Linked DNA regions of Homo sapiens: region 2 is linked to region 1. A link is a contact called in ENCODE Hi-C or POLR2A ChIA-PET data. All regions are on one chromosome and are shown on one strand. The core of a region is the stretch at or near the end of the contact, and the rest is flanking DNA. Distances in the headings are between cores, read along the strand shown. Region 1 has its middle 16 kb from the start of SYVN1. Region 2 overlaps POLA2 (DNA polymerase alpha 2, accessory subunit).

What was found. A loop is a pair of places that touch in the nucleus more often than their neighbours do. ChIA-PET counts read pairs that join two places held with the same protein, here RNA polymerase II (POLR2A).
Region 2: a map of CD4-positive, alpha-beta T cell shows a loop between it and region 1 (2.8-fold over the local background). The contact joins two enhancer-like sites. A Hi-C loop is called at or near these places in 1 of 168 maps with a recorded cell type or tissue (CD4-positive, alpha-beta T cell). POLR2A ChIA-PET finds 5 or more read pairs at or near these places in 4 of 52 experiments (H1, HepG2, Panc1 and 1 more).

The regions. Positions count from the first base shown.
Region 1 is chr11:65,148,749-65,152,783 of GRCh38, forward strand. No RefSeq gene overlaps it. Among named protein-coding and RNA genes, the nearest start is that of SYVN1, 16 kb to the left of the region's middle. RefSeq lists an enhancer at 2,008-2,057 and a silencer at 3,966-4,035. Within about 2 kb of position 2,088, at least 31 of the 41 ENCODE cell types and tissues checked have a DNase peak (open chromatin) inside an H3K27ac peak, as active enhancers do.
Region 2 is chr11:65,295,952-65,300,090 of GRCh38, forward strand. POLA2 (DNA polymerase alpha 2, accessory subunit) reads left to right here. Exons shown (of 18, transcript NM_002689.4): 17 at 1-39; 18 at 1,169-2,734. The coding sequence ends at 1,318. All of the region lies in intron 2 of LOC105369344 (a long non-coding RNA gene), which reads right to left. Among named protein-coding and RNA genes, the nearest start is that of CDC42EP2, 17 kb to the right of the region's middle. Within about 2 kb of position 2,265, at least 22 of the 41 ENCODE cell types and tissues checked have a DNase peak (open chromatin) inside an H3K27ac peak, as active enhancers do.

The DNA.
Region 1 (4,035 bases), core at 838-3,337:
TCAGCTGCTCAGGTGAGACACTAACTGCAAGCCCAGAATCTGGAAAGCTCCACAGTGCAGTGGGCCCAGCCTTACTATCCCTGCTGGAACCACACCAGCAGAAGGAGTGCCCGAGGGCTGCTACCTGTCTCCCTCGACTCCACTTAGTTCCAAATGTAAGTCTCACATGATTGAAACTGTGGAAGGAGGCTGGGTGCGGTTGCTCTCACCTATAATCCCTGCACTTTGGGAGGCCAAGGGGGCGGATCACCTGAAGTCGGGAGTTCAAGACCAGCCTGACCAACATGAAGAAACCCCATCTTTACTAAAAATAAAAAACTAGCCAGGCATGGTGGCACATGCCTGTAATCCCAGCTACTTGGGGGGCTGAGGCAGGAGAATCACTTGAACCCAGGAGACAGAGATTGCAGTGAGCCGAGATCACACCACTGCACCCCAGCCTGGGGAGCAAGAGTGAAACTCAGTCTTTTAAAAAAAAAAAAAAAACCAGAAGGAATATATGTAACTCAAGTTTTGTGTGGTTTTTTTTTTTTTTTTTTTTTTTTTTTTTTTTTTTTTTTTACCGTTCCAGCCTCTGTGGTCCAGGCAGCCAGCTGGGAGAAGGCTGAGACAGATGCTCAGTGACAAGTGTGAGCTTGCTAATCTGACAAAGGCCTTTCTAAGGGGGCATTTGGATTTCTGCATGATATGCTTCCAGCCTGCCTCCTAACCCCACCAAATCCTCATCATGCACTTTGTTATTTATTTATTTTTGAGACGGAGTCTCACTCTTGTCGACCACGCTAGAGTGCAGTGGTGTGATCTCGACTTACAACAACTTCCGCCTCCTGGGTTTAAGCAATTCTCCTGCCTCAGCCTCCTGAGTAGCTGGGATTACAGGCACCTGCCACCATGCCCAGTTAATTTTTGTATTTTTAGTAGAGATGGGATTTCATATGTTGGCCAGGCTGGTCTCGAACTCCTGACCTCAGGTGATCCACCCACCTCAGCCTCCCAAAGTCTGGGACTACAGGCATGAGCCACCTTACCCGGCCCTCATCATGCACTTTGTATTGTGGTCAAACTTAACTTGTCTCATTCCCCAAACTCTGCTTGCCTCTTCAGCCTAGCTATCTTCACTTTTGCTCAAACCTATATAAAGTAGCATGCTTTTCCCTTTCTTCTTTGTCTGGAAAATTCTTAGTGCACACCCTTACACATTTCCAGCATCAGCCATGAACCTGAGTGAGTCTCTCCCCACCACATGGTGCCTACAGCATTTGTCCCTGTGTGAACACAGCCCCTATGACCCTGCATTGTAATCACTTCTGTGTCTGTGACATCCTTCAGGGCAGGGCTGAGAATAATAAATGTTGGGCAGTTACAGTTTTAACCTTTATGTCAATCCTGAGTCAGGTACTATTATCATATCGGTTTCATAGATGAAGAAACTGAGGCTCAGAGAGATTAAGTAACTTGCCTGAGGTTTGCCCAACTAATAGGGAAAGACAAAGTCAAGATTTAAGCCCAGGTCGGGTGCGGTGCCTCACGCCTGTAATCCCGGCACTTTGAGAGGGCAAGGGTGGGGGGATCACCTGAGGTCGGGAGTTCGAGACCAGCCTGGGCAACATGGTGAAATCCCATCTCTACTAAAAATACAAAAATTAGCCAGGCATTGGGGGTGGGTGCCTGTAGTCCCAGCTACTCGGAAGGCTGAGGCATGAGAATTGCTTGAATCCAGGAGACGGAGGTTGCAGTGAGCCAAGACTGCGCTACTGCACTCCAGCCTGGGTGACGGAGCGAGATTCCTTCTCAAAAAAAAAAAAAAAAAAGACTTAAGCCCAGACAGGGTGGCCCCATGGCCCTTCTCTCAACCCCCGCGCTTTGTAACAGGTCCATTTTCTCATCCCCATGGCAACTAGTCATTTTATTACTGAGAAAACAGATATTCTTGAGGTTACAGAAAGGAAGAAAAATAAGAAAAGAAAACAGATGTTCGAAGAGGCTAAGAAAGTCAGCCAGAGTCACCCTGCTGGCGTGTGGCCGGGAGGCACTCTATCTACTTCTCTGACACTGCGCTGCACCTCCAGTGAGGGCCTGTGGTGACTTCTTCCTCCTATTGAAGCAGTGTCTCGGGGCTGAGTCATTCCCAACAGTTTCTGTGCAAAGCCAGGGAACAGCCACCTCAGGCCCCTTGGCAGGCTGCCACCCTAGGCAGTTGTCTCGAGTCTGGGTGTCCTCGGAGGGCAGAGCAGGGACAGGAGGCTGATGTCCCCTCCCTCTGCCAGGGCACGGGCAGCCAGGCAGTGAGGCCACATTAGGACTCAATTCAGGCTGGCCTGAGCATCTGAGAAAGGGAAGTAGGATAGAGGGGCAGGCTGGGGACAGATCCATGGGCAACATGGATCACCCAAGACTAGTACAAAGAAAGGGGCTGGGGCACTAAGGTACAGATTGGGCAATCAGCACACAGTATGTGCCAGGTGCAGGGCTGGGTGCTGGGATTCCAGGGTGAGCAAAAAGACACCTACCCTCATGAGACTCCTGCCCAGTGCAGGAAATTCAGGGCACATACCTTTTCTCCTACCGCTCACACCTGCTCCTCCTGCCTCCTCATTTTTCCTTCCAGCTAGAATGGGTGGAGTTTCCCTCTTCCCATTCATTCACTCTATTATTCACCCAAGTATTTATCCAGTGCCCACCTTGAACCAGGTCTTGTTCTAAGTGTCATGAATGTATTAGCAAATGAAATAGAAAAAAGTCCCTTCCCTTATGAAGCTTACAGAATACTAAAGACAAAAAATAAACCAGGAAGCACGTAGAGAAGTGTAGAGAAGTGATGACTTTGAGAAATCAAGAAGGAAGAGGAGTCGAGCAGAAGAGGAGGACCCAGAAGCTTTGAAAGGAAGAGAGAGGTTGGGCATGGTGGCTCATGCCTATGATTCTAGCACTTTGGGAGGCTGAGGTGGGAGGATCACCTGATCCCAGGAGTTTGAGACCAGCCTGGGCAACATAGTGAGACCCTATCTGTATAAAAAAATAAAAATAAAAAAGAAAGGAGGAGAAAGATGGCTGTTCCATTCTAGTAGGAGAGGAGGCAGAGAAAGTGTGTACAGGTGCAGATTCAGGTAAAATAGAGGAGAAGAAAAAGGGAAAGAGGCTGGGCGCAGTGGCTCACACCTGTAATCCCAGCATTTTGGGAGGCCAAGGGGGGTAGATTGCTTGAGCCCAGGAGTTCAAGACCAGCCTGGGCAACATGGCGAAACCCTGTCTCTACAAAAAATTAGCTGGGCTTGGTGGCACGCACCTGTGGTCCAAGTTATTCAGGAGGCTGAGGTGGGAGGATGGCTTGAGCCCAGGAGGCAGAGGTTGCAGTGAGCAGAGATCAAGCCACTGCACTAAACAGCCTCGGTGACAGTGAAACCCTGTCTCAAAGCAAAGAAAGAAAAAGAAAAAGGGAAAGAAGTCATGTTGGAGCTTTGCAGAGAGAGGAGAGGGTGTGATTAGTTACCTCAGAAAGTGGAAATGTGATTCTGAATGACATTTTTGTAAGAAAAAAAGTGGAAATGCGAAGTTTCTAGACATCTGCAGTGTGATTGCCAGGGAACATGAATGGCCAAGGAGTTTTGTAGCTGAGTTGAAAGTGAAACAATCCTCTGGCTGTCTGATTTCCTCTTATTCCAGTACAGGCACCAAGTAGGATGGTTCAACCAGGGCTTGAGTCTCCCAGGTGAGGTGGTTTTAGGAATGTCCATGCATTCTAGATGCTCCTCCTTTCTTTCTCTCTCTCTTTCTTTCTCTCTCTCTTTCTTTCTTTCTTTCTTTCTTTCTTTTTTAGACAGAGTCTCGCTCTGTCACCCAGGCTGGAGTGCAGTGGCACGATCTCGGCTCACTGCAACCTCTGCCTCCCAGATTCAAGTGATTCTCCTGCCTCAGCCTCCTGAGTAGCTAGGATTACAGGTGCGTGCCACCATGCCTGGCTGATTTTTGTATTTTTAGTAGAGATGGGGTTTCACCATGTTGGTCAGGCTGGTCTTGAACTCCTGACCTCATGAT
Region 2 (4,139 bases), core at 1,015-3,514, 150 kb after region 1:
GTCCTCATCATCCCGTCAGAGCTGAGGTACTTCGTGAAGGTAGGTTTGAACTCTGCTTTTTCCCAGAAACACCAGAACCCAGTCTTTGACTTTCCCTTCTAGACCACCCGGCACTCACCCCTCATGGGTCAGCTGATGGGGATGGGGCCTCTAGCACCCTGCCCTGTGGCCTTGTTTCTTTGGGGAGGTGGTGGGACCAGAAAACAAACAACTCTGTCAGTAAAATGCTTGAGTAAACAGTGTCCTCTCCTCCCTCCCCAAGAGAACGAGAGCCCAGATGACTAGGAAGGCCCTCAAATGAGGGCTTTCACCAGGCCACATAGAGGTGACCTGGGGAAGATTTCATATGTACACTTGCCTGTCCTCTGCCTCCCAAATTCTGATATGACCTCCAAGTGGGCTCAGCTGGGAATACCTTGAAGAAGCTATTGGGTCATTTTGATCTCTGCCACCCTTTAGCCCTGCCTGCCTTGGAGTTAGGTCCCTTACAAGGAATCTGCCTAGACCAGTCCCCCTCTTGCCAAACAAGAGTTAGTTCAATCTCAAGAGGTTAAAAAAAAGTTTTTCACATGAGAAAGCAGTAAACAGCTAGATCAGGTTTGTCTCCAAGTTTAGGAGCTGATTGTCATTCTGCCAAGTCACCTCATTCTTCTGTTTGAAAGACTTAAAAGGAATTCAAAGCTTTCTAGTGACAAGTTAACATATGTGACTGAGGCCGGGCGCAGTGGTTGACAATTGTAATCCCAGCACTTTGGGAGGCCGAGGTGGGTGGATCACCTGAGGTCAGGAGTCTGAGACCAGCCTGGCCAACATGGTAAAACCCCATCTCTACTAAAAATACAAAAATTAGCCAGGCATGGTGGTGTGGGTGCCTGTAATCCAAGCTACCTGGGAGCCTGAGGCAGGAGAATCGCTGGAACCCGGGAGGTCGAGGCTGCAGTGAGCTGAGATCTCACCACTGCACTCCAGCCTGGGCAACAGAGCGAGACTCCATCTCAAAAAAAAAAAAAAAAAAAGTGACTGAAAATGTGTCTGGTGATTTGGTTGCCTTCGTTTCCATTTTCTAAAACCCTCTTTGGGGTCCAGCCATGTGATGGCACTTCTTTTTCACATTGGTTCCCAGTTAGTTGAGGCTCTCCAAACCTGTCACCTCTCCTCTCCTCCCCAGGATGTCCTCGGCTGTGTCTGTGTGAACCCTGGGCGCCTTACCAAAGGGCAGGTGGGAGGCACCTTCGCCCGACTCTACCTTAGGAGGCCGGCAGCGGACGGGGCAGAGAGGCAGAGCCCATGCATTGCTGTGCAGGTCGTCAGGATCTGAGGCTTCTGTCCTCTGCTGTTCTCTGCTGTGTGGGCCCTTAAAGTCTTAGCCAAGAGCCAAGACATAGCCCTGTGACAAGGTGAACAGTTGGGTGGGAAAGGAGAGAGGAGCCAGCCAGGGAGGGGCAGCTGCAGTGACCAGGCCCAGCAGGGAGGACTTGTGCAGCCGGGCCTGCCTCTGAGTGGTGCCTCTCCTGGAAGGAAGCTCTTGCTTCTCAGTCCATGCTCCGTGTCCAGAAGTAAGCCAGCTGTGGATCCCGCCCACTCAGAAAAGGCGAGAAGGCTTTGTGATTTTCTACATGAATCAAACACAGAAACAACTTTTGGAGAAATTAAATTCTGAGTGTGACTTCTGAGTTTGACCTTTCTTCTATTTTCTTTTATTTATTTATTTTGTTTTTAGACGGAGTCTCGATCTGTCGCCCAGGCTGGAGTGCAGTGGTGAGATCTCGGCTCACTGCAAGCTCTGCCGCCCGGGTTCATGCCATTCTCCTGCCTCAGCCTCCTGAGTAGCTGGGACTACAGGCACCCACCACCACGCCTGGCTAATTTTTTGTATTTTTAGTGGAGATGGGGTTTCACCATGTTAGCCAGGATGGTCTCGATCTCCTGACCTTGTGATCTGTCCGCCTCAGCCTCCCAAAGTGCTGGGATTACAGGCGTGAGCCACCGCGCCCGGCCCCTTTCTTCTATTTTCTTTATCCTGGTAGTAGACAAAGAATGTTGCCTATTTGACCTATGTCCAGAGAAGGCAGAGTGTCAGTCACACTGGGTTTCTATCCAGCCCCAGTCCTGTCCAGTGGGTAACTCTCAGCCCCACTCCTCATCCCCCAAAGGCCCCAGTGACCTCTATGCTGCAGAGGTGCACTGGGTGGGCCCTAGAGCTGGGCTGCAGAGCAAGCAACTGGCTGCATGCCTGGGCCTCCCTGCGCAGTTCCTCACATGCATGCTGTGGTCCCAGCCTGACCTCTCCATCTGGAGGGGGCCGCCTCGCTGGGCTGTTCCAAAGCTGGAGTCCTGGTGGCAGCTGCTTTGCCAAGTCGCGCAGTAGCCAGGGCTTGCCTGCAGCCCAGAACACTCAGACAGGGTCAGGCCTTCCAGGGTTCACAGCACGTCCCATGCCCCTATGTCCTGGCATCTGGGGAAAAGCTGTCACTGGCCAGACGTGGAGTGGCTTCCTGCCCTAAGCTGGCAGGCTGTCCTGCCTCACATGCCAGAGCCAAGACCGGCAAACCCCAGCTGTCAGGGCAGGGAAGTGGGCAAGGGGGCAGCAAGCTGCTGGTGTCTATGCCTTGACTCCGAGATAAATAGATGACCTAACAGTGGCCAACTTTTGCCTCTCACCTTTCTGACGGTGAAATGGAATCGAGCCCCAGACCTGACCAGGGTACAGTAAAAGGTCTTCCTTTAAACACAAGGAGCAGCTGTTTTATTTCATTAGTTTTATAGGCACCTCCTCTGAGGCCAAGAATTAGAAACTCATCCCTGCGTGGGGAGTGGATTTTTCCGTTCTCCCCCAGCTCCTCCACACATGAAGCAGCCAGCTGTGTTCCACGGGGGCACCATGACTTGTCAGCCTCCGGATGTGGAATTTTGGGAGCCCAGGCAATGGTTGCCTGGATACCAGTCGTGTGACTGTTGGAAATGATCTGGGAGGGCCGGGAGGGCCGGAGCAGGCATTTAAGAGTCAGACAAAGAGAAAGCGGGATGCTAACACCAGAGCAGACAGGTCTGGCAGGCGTGCCTCTGCCACCAGACAGTTCCTTTTTGCTCTTGTCAGGAAGGTGCCAAGTGACTGCTGGCTGACCGTCCCTAGACCCCACTTCAGCTGTGTCACCAGTTTCCCCAGGCATCTGTCATCCCAGGTATTCTCAAGCAGGCTCTGGGGGCGTGTCAGTGACGGAGGGTGGGAGGGTGCCCAGGAGGTCAGGCCCGTCTGCCTCAGCCCCCTTTGGTGGCCTCTCCCTGATCTGGTCATGGCCCCTGCCCTTGAGACACCAACTAGACGGTCCTGAAGAAATAGTCCCGAGCTCTTGCCAGGATTTGCCTCCCATGCCCATGCCCTTGCCCTGCCTCTGCCCTGGCAGAAGGAGCCGCCCTCCCTTACCCGCCTCGTGGCTTCCCTTTAGGGTTCCAGTCTCTGAGAGGGAGAGGGAGAGCTGCTGAGGGAACAGAAGCCACTCCTAGTTGCTGTTCCTGGGAACCCAAGTGGGTGCCAAGAATGCAGCGAGGGAATTAGGGCCTCGAGGGGCACCCAAGGTTGGGGGCCGGCAGGGCCATGGCGCGGATCCTCCATCCAGCTCTGCCTTCTGCAGCCACTGGGGCTTGGGGTTTCCTTTCCTTTGACCTCAGGGCACCCGGCCCAGCTCAACCTGGCCTTGCTGCTTCACTACTGCTGGGAGTAGCCATCTGCGCTGATTTCTCACTCCACCAACCCCACCCCGACAGAGTCTCACTCTGTCGTCCGGGCTGGAGTGCAGTGGCGCGATCTCGGCTCACTGCAACCTCCACCTCCCAGGTTCAAGCGATTCTCCTGCCTCAACCTCCCGAGTAGCTGAGATTACAGGCGCCTGCCACCACGCCCAGCTAATTTTTGTATTTTCAGTAGAGACGGGGTTTCGCCATCTTGGCCAGACTGGTCTCAAACTCCTGACCTCAAGTGATCCACCCGCCTCAGCATCCTAGAGTGCTGGGATTACAGGCGTGAGCCACCATGCCCATTTTAAAGTGTATGATTCAGTGGTTTTTAGTATGTTCATGGTGTTGTGCAGGCCTCGCCACCATCTAATTCCAGAGTATTTTCATCACCCCAAAGGAAACCC